2 separate regions of the Mus musculus genome follow, and region 1 is linked to region 2. A link is a contact called in ENCODE Hi-C or POLR2A ChIA-PET data. All regions are on one chromosome and are shown on one strand. The core of a region is the stretch at or near the end of the contact, and the rest is flanking DNA. Distances in the headings are between cores, read along the strand shown. Region 1 holds the start of App (amyloid beta (A4) precursor protein). Region 2 holds the start of Atp5j (ATP synthase, H+ transporting, mitochondrial F0 complex, subunit F).

Region 1 (6,124 bases), core at 567-3,066, 340 kb before region 2:
TAGCATGGCTGACATTTTTATGTGGCTTCCAGGGGTGGAACTCAGGTCCTCGTGTTTAGATAGTAAGTACTTTATTGACTGAGCTACCTCCCTATCCTTTCCTTGGCTTCTGTAGGAAATGAATGCCATATGTAATCAAAGCAAACGTTACTTAGCAAATATTTGTTGTTATTTGTTGAGGACCTTCAGAGGACAGACATTCAGGACAAATACAAAAAGGTATCTGTAGAGTTGGGCAGGTGGTATGTAGGCATGTTGATAGATGAGTGCTGACTTCTCAGAAAGGAAGAGGTGGAGACCTATCCTCCCACCACACTTACAGGGGATTGGATTCCTTGCTGTGGGAAAGAAAGAGCGGGCCTTCTAGGTTGCTTTCTATTGCAGAGTTATAAAAAAATCACGATCCTAAGCAACTCGAGGACAGGGCTTATTAGCCTCACGCGTTCTGATCACAGTCTAACGCGAAGGGAACTCAGAGCAGGAACACAGGGCAGGAACCTGAAGCAGGAACTGGGCAGTGGCAGAAACTGCTTGTTGTTTTTTTCCCTCCTGGCTTCTTCAGCCTGCTTCCTTACACAAGCCAGGACCACCTGCTCAGGGCTGGTCTCCCACATCAACTAATAAGAAAGAATATGCCCCACAGGTTTGCCTGCATGTCAGTCTAATGGAGGCATGTCTCTCAATTTAGGTTCCCCCTTCCCAGATGACCAGAGCTCATGTCAAGTTATTAAAAAATTAAGCAGCAAACACATCAGGTAAAGGAAAAGGCTGTGGCCTCAGAAGCCAGGAATGCATTTGGTATTACCTTCATCTCCTTCCACTAGCCTAGGGAGAGCCAAAAGCTTGGCGTCTGAAGCCACATTAGGTCGGGAGGGTGGTGGTAGTGGGAGCATGTCTGGATGGGTCTAATGTAATTTTAACACTGGGAAGTTTGTGTTTAATCTAGGAGAAAATGGTTTTACGGAGGTTCATTTCACTGGATAAGGGCAGATCCAAAAAAAAAAAAAAAAAAAAAAATCGAGAGCAGAGTTCCAGGAAGAAGTCCTGGGTGATGGAGGTGGAGGAAAAAGAGCCATCACTCGGTATCTTTTCTGGCCTAACTTTGATCTCTTCCCCATCTTAGATTTTTACCTCCCTGCCTCCTTCAATCCCAGATGCCGGTCCCCTTCTCTGAAATTATCCACGTCAAGCAAATATGCAATGATAATACATTTAAAAACCCACTTCCCATCTCCAAACACGGAGAAAAATGGGTCATTCTGCATCCTGTGCCCTTCTCTGGTACATTCTAAAGACAAAAATTCCAGATTGCAGTGGCGTGAAGGGTGACCTCCTACCAAAAGAAAAAGAAAATAGAAAAAAAAAAAATCCTGTTTCTTTTGCTAATGTTCTCGGCCTCGCTCCACCTCTCCAAATAGAGAGAACGAACTGCGGATAAAAATGCACGCATCGCAGCCTTAGCTCCTCAACCACATTTGGGAGAGGCCTGCGGGGTCGGGTGACTCAAGCTCGCGCGGGGACGAGCCGAGAGCGCTCCCGACTTCCCTGGAACCTTAACGTCCTACGGTTCACCTTCTCCCGATTGCGGGGTCCTCTCCCTGACCCAGATCACTCCCCAACTTGGTTCCCAGACCCCATCGGGAGCGCGGCTCCCCTTAGCCCAAGACGCCGCACCTGTGGGCTCTGGGTCGCCTCCCGCTGCGCTCGGGCGCAGCTCCCCGAGGCTCCGCTAGGGGTCTCTGTCGGGTGGCGAGCCGGGTGGGCGGGATCAGCTGACTCTGCCGGCTGCGAGCCCCGCCGCCTCGCTCCAGCTCTGTCAGTTTCCTCGGCGGCGGGAGGCGAGAGCACCGGGAGCAGAGCGAGCGCGGGGCCACCGGAGACGGCGGCGGCGGCGCGGACACAGCCAGGGCGCGGCGGATCTTCCACTCGCACACGGAGCACTCGGTGGCCCACGCAGGATCACGATGCTGCCCAGCTTGGCACTGCTCCTGCTGGCCGCCTGGACGGTTCGGGCTCTGGAGGTGGGTGCCGCGCCTTGGGAACGAGACTGGGGAGGCGGGCGCCGGGAGGACGCGATCCTCCCCACCGAGGAGCTTGAATCTCGAGACGTGGGGGGCTGTCACGGGTAGACCGCTCCTCGCCGCCCCCGCCTGCGGGCGCCCTGCGCTTCGGCGGCTCTGGCCCAACCCTGCCCGGGGACGCGCTGCCCGAGCGATGAAGAGGGAATGGGTTAGGGCGCTGGGGTCCCCATATCCGTGCCAGCCTAGGGCTGGAAGGCGAGGGGACGAGCCTGAACGCAGACCCTGACTCCTCCCTGCGTTGAGAGCTGGACTCCGGGATGCGAGAGACACCCAGTTCGAGGGGGAAGGGACACGTGTGGAAAACCGAAAGCGTAGCGTCTCAGGATTCAGTGCCCTGCGAGGAAATCGCCGCCCTTCCCCTTCCTTGGGGTCCTGGGTTGGAATGGGGGCAGCTCTGGATGCTGGGGAGCGCCTGGCTCACACTCCCTTCCCACCCCCGCCTGTCTTGACTGCGAAGCTGGGCTTTGCTCCTGGCGGCCGCGGGCGGCGGCTGCCTGCGCAGCGACCCTCTCCCGAGTCGGTGCGGGGTCGCGCACCGCCGCCTTCCTTTTGCAAACTTTGTGCATTTTCGTGTCTCCCTTTTGTGTAAGTTCCAAGTGATGGGAGGGATCGGAAAGTGCGGCCACCCGGCACCGTCCCTCAACCTGGACGTCCAGGACTCTTCAGTGCACCTCCAGTTTCTCCCTGAGTCTGAGAAGGTCCCCGGGAACAAAAGCCGCGACACCCCGCCCTCGCCGTCCAGGGCGCGGTGGCGGAGCCCTGGTAGTTGGTGCGCCACCGCCGTTCCTTTCCCCGAGCTGCGCGTCTGCCCCCGAGGGCCTAGAGGTGCTGCTAGGGCCCCGCGGTCTCCCACCCCCGCATCACCACCACCTACTGGCAATCCTGTGAGGGACTGCAAAGTCCTGAGAGAGAGAGAGAGAGAGAGAGAGAGAGAGAGAGAGAGAGAGAGAGAGAGAGAGAGAGAGAGAGCGAGCCGGGAGTGAGGCGTGCGTCTGGGAAGGGCAGTGCCTGGTGGTGGGGAGGCTGAGGCTCCAGGGCATCAAAGGAGGCGTTTGTCTGATTAAGGTGCGGCCTCCTATGGGGCAGATTTGGGAACTCTAGCTTAGTCACCCTGGGGGGGACACAGGATGCTGGGGAGGGTCCTCAGGGTTCCTTTTTTTTTTAAAAAAAAAAAAAAAGGGGTGCAGATAAAAGGATTGAATAGGGTGAAGATTAAGACGGAGAAGATGGCGCCTCTGCAGTGCAGCAAAGAAAAGCTGTGTGGAGGCTGCAGCCTGTGAAATCCACCCACCACTAGGTGTATAACAAGTCTTCCCCATTCATCCAACTCTCCAGCATGCAGCACAAGGCTTGTTTTCCTTTTTATCCAGAGATGCCTGGAAGTTGTTTGCGTGGCAGCTGGTTTTATTTCTCTTCATTTGTACCCTCTTCACCATCTAAGCATTTGCTAATAGCCCTTCCTCGTCGTCCTCCTCTTTCCCCTCTACCTCATAGGAATTTTCCCAAAAAGCAATTTCCGGGCGAGTGTTTTCCTGCAATTTTGTGGGGATTGGCTAGGCTATCACACTAGTATGAGTTTTTATTTATTTAATTTTTTTTAGCTCTTAATTTACAAGGTCATTGAACTTTTAGCCCCTCTGAATTTTTTTTTTTTTTTTAACCCACAAGTGGCTTCAGAATCTGTAAGTCACCTCAGACTGGTTAAAACAGGTCTTCGAAGAGTCTTAAGAATTTAGTGTTCCATTTTTTTTTTTCAAAGCCATTTAATCAAGGGAATTCTGATTTCTCTGACGACCTAAGAATTTAATTGTATAGTCATTCGGTTTTTCTAATTGTTTTGCTGTGCAGAAACACGACTAAGTAATTAAAGGAATAACTTTAATTTTTGGAGCATTTTACTTTTCTTGAGCATTTTTTTTAACTTGTATAAAAAGAGTCACAGTGTAGGCCAAGATGAACTGGATTTATGTTTTGGCTTGTGCGATTGCATATCCTTTTTCTGCCGAACATTTGGAGATGCTCCTGCAGTTATCATCACCTTTAAAGGGTTACTGGGAGCACTACATTCGTGCCTTTGGTGAGTCACTGGAAGGATAGGTAATTCATCCTGATGAGGTTTGACACACTTTGCAGTTCTGCGTCCACTGAAGCCACAGAATTATGAGTTGGCTGCGTTTTGTAAATCACAGAAAATCCGTCTGCTGCAGGTGGCTCTGCAAAAAGAACCCGTGTGATGGAGGGTGCTGATGATGGGGCCATGAGGGTACTGATGCTGGGGTCTCGAGGGTGCTGATGCTGGGGCCTCCAGGGTACTGATGCTGGGGCCTCGTCTTCCAGGGCGTCGGCATTTCCTGGTTTGGTTTTATTTTCCTGGTATGTTGAACAGAGGCATGCGTTTAGCAAACCGTGATGGACTCATCTTGTTTGCTTGTATAGAGCTGATAACTATCAACTTGCCTCGGTAGTGGTGGCTCCTTCACTGTCTGCGACTGCTGCCCGGTAGTGCCTCTCTGATGGTAGAAGCCTACTCATAGAACAGCGAAGCTGACATTCTTTTTTTGACAGGGATCCATCGGGAGTCACCGGTTACTGCTTGTCAGTGGGAAGCCATGATACTGGCAGACTATAAATGCTTCTTTCTTATCACCCCCAAGGGATAGCGTCCCTCATTACACTTGTAAGGCTGCAAGCAATTAAAAGATGGAACCGAGGAAATGAAAAGGTATATACAGGATCACAAAACTAAACTGGAAAATTCAAGATTTAAGATTAAATAGGAGAAAAATAGGATCAATGGGCTACTGGTTTGAAGGAAGGTGAAGTTACTTTTACGGCTAAGGTTTTTAAGTTTTTAGTTTACTGTTTATGACACGCCAATTTTCTATATCTCTGTGTTAAAGATTATCTGTCAGTCATCCTGCATATAGACGTGAAGAAGGTGCTTAATAAAATATTATGCGTTATTTTTGCAGAGGTGTTGTCGTGGGATTTACAGGGCATCTTTGACTAATACATTTCTTTTCTAATCTCTGCCTTTTATGTCAAGATGGACCTGCACAAACATACTTTAAATATCAAGCTCATGTTTACTTGACTGTATATATTTTATTGCCTTCTCCCACACTGGGTACAGAAGTATGCAGGGTGAATAAAGCATGCACATAATTATAAAATAGGAGTGTTGCGTACCAAAAAAGAAAGTACAGATTAGGCAAAGAAAAAAAAGAAAGGACACAGAAAGTGGGGTACTCAGAAAGTGTAGCAGGATAAAGACCTAGAATTAAAAAGAGTAAAGGAACAAGAGAACACGATAATCCTGGGATGTTTCCTGGGTGAAAGTCTCCAGCCAGGTTTGTGTCCTGGGTCTGTGAATGGAGGTTAAGTATTTGCATGGATTGTATTTGCTCACGCACAGACACTAGAGCCTACATGCAAGGCCTTTGTCTTATCTGTCTTCCCTGCTCTCGATTTCCAGCCAGGCACAGATAAGGTTTTACATAATGAAGGCGAGAACAAGTGTGGAGTTCCATTTGATTCATGGCCTCGTCTGTTCATTTGGGACAATTTGATTGATTGATTTTTAGGCCAAATCGTGTCTCTCAGCTCTGATCACCTTTATGTAAACCCCCATAAGTGGAAGCTTATGGAGCGTCCACTCATCCAGGCAAGACAGGAAATAAACAGAAACTGTGGCAGGTGTAGGCCAGACTCTGGAGCTGGGTGAAGAACTGGAAGAAGGAGACCAAGGCTGAAAGCAGCCTGGGAAGTATCCCTAGCACCATCTTGACCAGGGGAGGTAAGGACAAAAAGCTTCACCCACCATGCAAACTTCCAGGAGGGAAGGGAGAAGCAAATTTTCAAAGTGCTTCCATAAGGAACGTTAGCCAAGAGTTGTCATCCTCCTTTACACATCAGGGTCACAGAGTGTCTCTGCCTTCCTCCCTCCCTCCCTCCCTCCCTCCCTTCCTTCCCCCCTCTCTCCCTTCCTTCCTGTGTTTGTGTATGTGATGTTGGGATTTCATATGGAGACTTAGGCATGATGG
Region 2 (6,113 bases), core at 2,108-4,607:
TGAGGAGTTTGAGCTGTTCAGAACAGCTGAGTGAACCAGCCAGCCAGAGCTCAGAGAGAGCTAGAAAGGATGAGTTTATTCAGCAGTAAGTCTCAGAGGCTGAAAACATTCTAGGCCTAGATAAAGACTGTGCAGAGGCTAGAATCCTCCAAGGCTAGGCCTAGGTTAGTTAGCAGACAGAGGCAGTAACCCTCTGAGACAACAATTACCTCAGGAGAATTACATGTTGGCCTAGTCTAAATCAGTAAGTTAATTCAAGTCACTACAAAAGCAAATAAAAGCTACATCAACTGTATTAAAGCAACTTGGATTCAAACCTGAAGCTGAGCATGGGGATCGATTACAACTGCTTAGCTAGAAATCTGATTTGATTACATAATGATTAAAATTCAAGTTACAAAAGCTATCTACAATGCCTGAAAGTGACAAGGGACTAATAAGTGGAATAGATTAAATCTTCAATTAACTGATAGAAAAAAAAGGGGGGGGGGCGCTAAGACAAACTATCAACACTGGCAAAGCACAGCACAGAAAAAGGAAACTCCAACTAAAGTAAATTAAAACTTCGGGGTATTGGTAAAGCACCAATGGACATCATTCCAAAATGAAGTGTAAACGTAACTCTCCACACGGCATTGCATTGCCTAGGAAATGCAGTCGGCATTCGGGAAAGGTTGGCATATCCATCTATGTCTCATGAGGAAAGGACAGAAACCCAATCTGATTAGAAGTTAAAACCATGATGCTCTGCCGTGCCTGCAGATGGGAGCCTAGCATAGCTGTCGCCTGAGAGGCTTCATCCCAGCCGCTGATGGAAACAGATGCAGAGACGCACAGCCAAACATCAGCGGAGCTCAGGGAGTCTCATGGACGAGTTGGGGATGGGAATGAGGGAGTTGGAGGGGTTAAGGAAGACCTCCAGAGTCAACTAACCTGGAGCCATGGAAGATGAACCACCCACCAAAGCACAGGCAGGGGCTGGACCTAGGCCACCTACACATTTGCAGCAGATGTGCAACTTGGTCTTCACGTCGGTCCCTAACAACTGGAGTGGAGGCTTTCTCTGAGCCTGGCAATGGATCCCGTTCCCTTAACTGGACTACCAGTTGGGCCTCAGTGGAGAGGGCAGGCTTAGGCCTACTGTGACTGGATGTCCTAGGATGGATACTGAAGGGGGGCCTTCCCCTTCGAAGGAGTAATGGGGTGAGGGGGAGGACAGGGAGGGAGACAATTGGGATATAAAGTGAATGAATTCATTAATTTTTTAAAAAGTTAAAAACTGAGCCAGAAGGCAGTGGTCCATGCCTTTAATCCCACCACTTGGGAGGCAGTGGGAGGTGCATCAGCGTTCAAGGCCAGCCAAACACAGGAAAACCCTGTCTGAAATCCCCTCACTCCCCCAAAAAACCTCCTTCTGGGGAAGAGCATGAGAGTTCTCAAAACTACCATTCCTCTTTTCGGTCCTGTAGGTTTGTTGTACAGTTGCCAGAGACTCAGATGAATCCAGTACTTGGCCCCCCTGGGCTCCTCAACCTTACTACCGCACTCAGTACTTACTGAACTGACTCAGTCACGACTATGTATCCCCAAGTTACGCGTCTGTACTTGTAGCAAAGATAAAATGGACGTAAATCCAGTTGGCATCCAGGTAGTAATACAAATACAAAAGAAAGAAAAAAGAAGTGCTAAAAAAATGGCCAGTGTTTAGTGGCATGGGGTACCTAAGAATGTGAGGGGGATCTATATAAATGTTTTCCTCTTGCCAGCAGTCAGTCCTGTCATTAGCTCAATCTACCTGTTTTAAAAAAATTGAGGTGGGGAGGCCAAGAAAGGGGTCAACATTTGAAATGTAAATAAATAAAATAACCAATTAAAAAATGCACTTATTTTGCTAGGCAAGGTAGTGCACACCTTTAATGCCGGCGCTCAGAAAATAGAGGCAGATAGGCCTCTAAACTCTAGGCCGGTCTAATCTACATAGCAAGTTCAAGGTCAGCCAGGCTAGAAAGTGACACCCAACACAAACTTACACGTACCCAGACACCACTTATAAGGTGCGCATGCGCACTTGTGGAGGTCAGAGAGCAGACAGTTCTCTCCTCCTTCCATCTGGATTCCAGAGGCTGAACAGTCTGGCTCGGCAGCAAGTGCCTTTACCTGTCGAACCATCTCACTGGCCTACCTAAGGATTTAGTTTCAAATGACTGTTTGTCATCGTGAAACGATGCGCTGGCACCATTCTCTATGCTGTGGACCCTAAGGGTGGAATCCCCTAAACTCCATCGTTGTGTTCACTGCACTACACCAACCCCCAAAAAAGGTCGGGGGGAGGAGTGGGGGAAGTTGGCAAGGTACAGTAACTTTCACTGACATCTTCGGGAAAGACGCAGAAAGTCATCCTATGCATTAGAACGATTGCACCGATGCGACTCTAGGACAGTTCCAGAAGGGCAATCGGTACTGCTAGTGCGGGGATGGCTGACTCGGGTGACAGACAGGTCTGGCATCTTCCCGAGAGACCCGGGAGCGCCCGGGGCTGTGCGCTCGGCCAGCGCGCCGAGCCTGGACCGCGCCCGTGCGACGGGCGACTCCGCCGCGTCCCGCAACGCGGCCCGGGCCACGCCGCTCCCCGCGCCCCTCCCCTCGGCTTCCCGCACAGCCTCTCCCGCCCCTCCCCACCAGGCTCCCTCAAGTCTCCACGAACGGAAATGGGAGTCGCAGCGCCGGGGACCCAGCGGAAACAAAACACAGAGGCGGCCGCGGGGGGGGACAAGCCCCGGAACCAGGCCGCCCGCGCGGGCCCGCGCTCCCCGCCAGCCCGCGTCCGCAACTCACCAGCTCCGGAATTCGTCCCGTGGCCCTAGCCCGCGCTTCCACAGCCGGCTGGGAACGGCGGCGGCGCGGGCTCCAGGTACAGCGCCTCTCCGGGCGAGCCGCGCCGCTCCCGCGAGTAGCAGGGTAAGGTCCCGGGGCCCTTCCCGTGGAATCGGCGCTAAGGAACCCCAGCCCCTCTCCCGCCTCCCAGGCACCCCCGGGCCTGGAACTACAACTCCCAGCAGGCTGCGCGGCCCGAAACGCCCGCGACGACGGGGCTCACGAGGCACAAACGCCCCCCAGCCGCTTTGGTTTTTTGTTTTGTTTTGGTTTTGGTTTTTACGCGCTCCTTTGTACCCCCACCCTACATCCACCTCCCCAACCCCAAGGATCGGGACGCTGACTCCGAAGGGAGCTTGAACTAGGGGACAGGCCAGAATACGCATGCGTACAGTGCAGTGTCTCCAAGAGGGAAAAGGGGGTGAAGTTAAAGTGTAGGAAAGATGGCGGAGTCTTAGCTGAGGGACCCGGAAGCACTTACCCTCCACTTCCTCCTCCTGTTTGGCTTCTGTCTCACCTAGAGGCGTCCGGTCGCAGACTCCCTTCGAGGCGCTTCCTGTCCGGTGAGCGTCGAACGACTGAAGCCGCGGCCCATAGTGCCTTGCGATGGCGGGTAGGCGTGTGTAGGCGGAGCCAGGGCCGGAAGTAGAACGGTGGCGGCGGCGGTGACTCTGGCAGCTCGGGACTCAGTGCAAGGTGACTGGGAGGGTAACTGGGCTAGCTCGGCCTCCTGGGACTGAGCTTCTGGGTTTCTTCACGAGGAGAGAGGGCTGCCCGTCACCTTTGCCCTGGGAGTAGAGCGCAGCCCCGTGTCCTTGGCACCGTCCTGGCCTGGCCTGGGGTCACAGGTGACCTCGGCCCTGCTGGGTATTCAGATTTGCCTTACGCTCACTAAATAAGACCGTGAATGCTCTCCTGGGAGCAGAGCGGGCCGACTCGAAAAGCAGAAAAGACGGGGTGGTGAGCCTGCAGCCCGCCTGGGGCAGCCCAAGGTCACGGCGCGCCACAGGCTTGTGAATAATGCAGGCGGCGATCGAGCCTCCTAAGACAGGAAAGGGCGATGGTGATATCCTAAAAGTTTTATATCCAATCTAGAAGTCATGCTTTGTCGATTGACTTTATGATTAGATACTCACGAGCAGCAAAGGGACTAGCCTTCGGCTAGGCTGGTCAGTCAACCGCTATAAATAGGAGAGCCGTGCGCCTTCCCAAAGCTACACCTCTGGGTTTGAACTTTGATTACCCCACCCCCACCCCCACCATGCTTTCCCCAATATTGTTACTATCAGACCTCTAACAAGCAGCAAGCTAGTGCAGGATATTAATTCAGTACGGAATTTGTCCCAAATGGTGTTCTACACTTAGGATGCCATTTGTCTTCCGTGTGATCATGAACAGATCGCATTCTCTATTTAATCTGAAAAAGTGAAAGGCAGTGAAGGAGAAACAACAAGTAGTTTTGGTAAGAGAGAATGTGGTCACTGTTAGAACGATTGAGTAGGACTTAGGAGGTGAGTATACATGTATGTTTGGGGTTCAGAGAGTACGCTAAATTAGACGTGGGGATTGGAAATCATTGTTTGGGATGGTGCGTTATTGAAAGTGAAAATGTATTTTCCCTGTCTTGTAGAAGAAATGACCGTCTTGGCAGTTAGATTGGGAGCAGGTTGACTGTGGAATGTTAGGTAAACAACCTTCTTTAGACATATTTTTTTTAATCACCTATAAGCAAGACTGAAAGAAGCACCTTCCCCTAACACTTAGAGAGTATTTCCTAAGTGGACAATATGGAAGTATTTTACAGTATTTTTAGGGCTAAAGAATTCTTGATACCTTACTAATTATGTCTTAAGTGTGTTCCTAGATTTCCAGGATGAATCAAGTGTGGTGTTCTTATTATAAAGTCTTGTCTACTTGCCTGTAGCTCTTTCGCCTGTATAATTCTCTGGTAGAGTATGAATGGCATTGATTTCCTCAAATGTTTTATTTTTATCGGGATCGGTGAATGAAAACTCGTGCTTATTTGATTTTTTTTTCAGCAGTACTAAATGTTATACCAGGTTTGTTGAAGTTGGTACTATTGACACTTTAGATAACTCTTCAAAATGAGAATAGGGAAGATTGCTATCTTTCATGTTGTAGGGAGTATAGCAGTGTGCCCGAACTTTACCCACTATAGGCCACCTTCATTCAACTTATTCAGGACAGCCAAAATTATCTTCAGACAGGAATTGTGCCCTTGTAGCGAAAATTATACACTCTCTCCCTTCACATATGTTTAATAACCATTATGCCAATCAGCTGCCATATAGTTAACGATTCTTGAACTATTAGTGGTACCACTCAAAACCCTCTGTGCATTTCTGTCAGTCCATCCATCCATCTGTCCATCCATCCATCTATCCATCTATGTATCTATGTGTGCATATGTATGTGGACACTTCTGCCTGTGTTTCTCCAATGGCCAGGATCAGCCTCCGCTGTTTATCTTCAGGTTGTGCACATTGCTTTTTGAGACATAATCGGTCCGTATCCAGGATCTTGCCAAAAAGACCAGGTTGCCAAGTGAGCTCCAGAAGGTTGGCCTTTGCCTGCCTCCCCAGTGCCAGCCTCATAAGCTTGATGCCAGTCCTGGCTTTAAAATCAAAACGGAACAAAACAACACTACCCCTCCACCACCATTTTTGTAATTGGTGATGTTACTAAATTCAAGAGAAATAACTGTCAAATTAACGTAAAGATTTTTAAATTCTTGTCCATACTTTCTCTATAATGTGAAGTAGTAGCCGTATGCTCACTACCATGGTTCTCTCTCATCTAGTAGAAGTAAGGCGTCGGCAGCAGATAGCTAGCTGGTGGGAGCCTGGGAAGCATGGTGGCAGGATTTCCTCAGGGGTTGTGTGGCCTTTATCACGGCCCTCCTGAGAAGCTTTGCCTGTAAGACCCCGTAAGCACTGTAGCACAGCGGATATCATAGAAGTGCGGTGGGAGAGGGTCGTCTTATTTCCAGGGTACACTTACTGTCTCATGAAATGGTCCGAAGCTGTTCATTGCACTATGGCTCTCCTGTTGATAGCTCACTAGAGTTTGGGGAACCCTTCCATTTTATAAGCTAAGTCTAGATGGGAAGACATTTTTTCATCTAAGTTTCAGCCTCTCTCTCTCTTCCTTTTGGACCTCCTGCTTGGATATATTTTTTTGTAATTTGGAATACATTTGATTTTGATCTTTAAATTCCT

Evidence for each region. Hi-C counts contacts between places; a loop is a spot of excess contacts on that map. ChIA-PET counts read pairs that join two places held with the same protein, here RNA polymerase II (POLR2A).
Region 1: a map of left cerebral cortex shows a loop between it and region 2 (6-fold over the local background). The contact joins the promoter of App here to the promoter of Atp5j in region 2. A Hi-C loop is called at or near these places in 3 of 37 maps with a recorded cell type or tissue (all left cerebral cortex). POLR2A ChIA-PET finds 5 or more read pairs at or near these places in 1 of 5 experiments (Patski).

What each region holds. Positions count from the first base shown.
Region 1 is chr16:85,169,399-85,175,522 of GRCm38, reverse strand. It overlaps App (amyloid beta (A4) precursor protein), which reads left to right and starts at 1,816. Exons shown (of 18, transcript NM_001198823.1): 1 at 1,816-2,021. The coding sequence starts at 1,965.
Region 2 is chr16:84,832,266-84,838,378 of GRCm38, reverse strand. Atp5j (ATP synthase, H+ transporting, mitochondrial F0 complex, subunit F) reads left to right here and starts at 3,357. Exons shown (of 4, transcript NM_001302214.1): 1 at 3,357-3,570. It overlaps Gabpa (GA repeat binding protein, alpha), which reads right to left and starts at 3,255. Exons shown (of 10, transcript NM_008065.2): 1 at 2,836-3,255.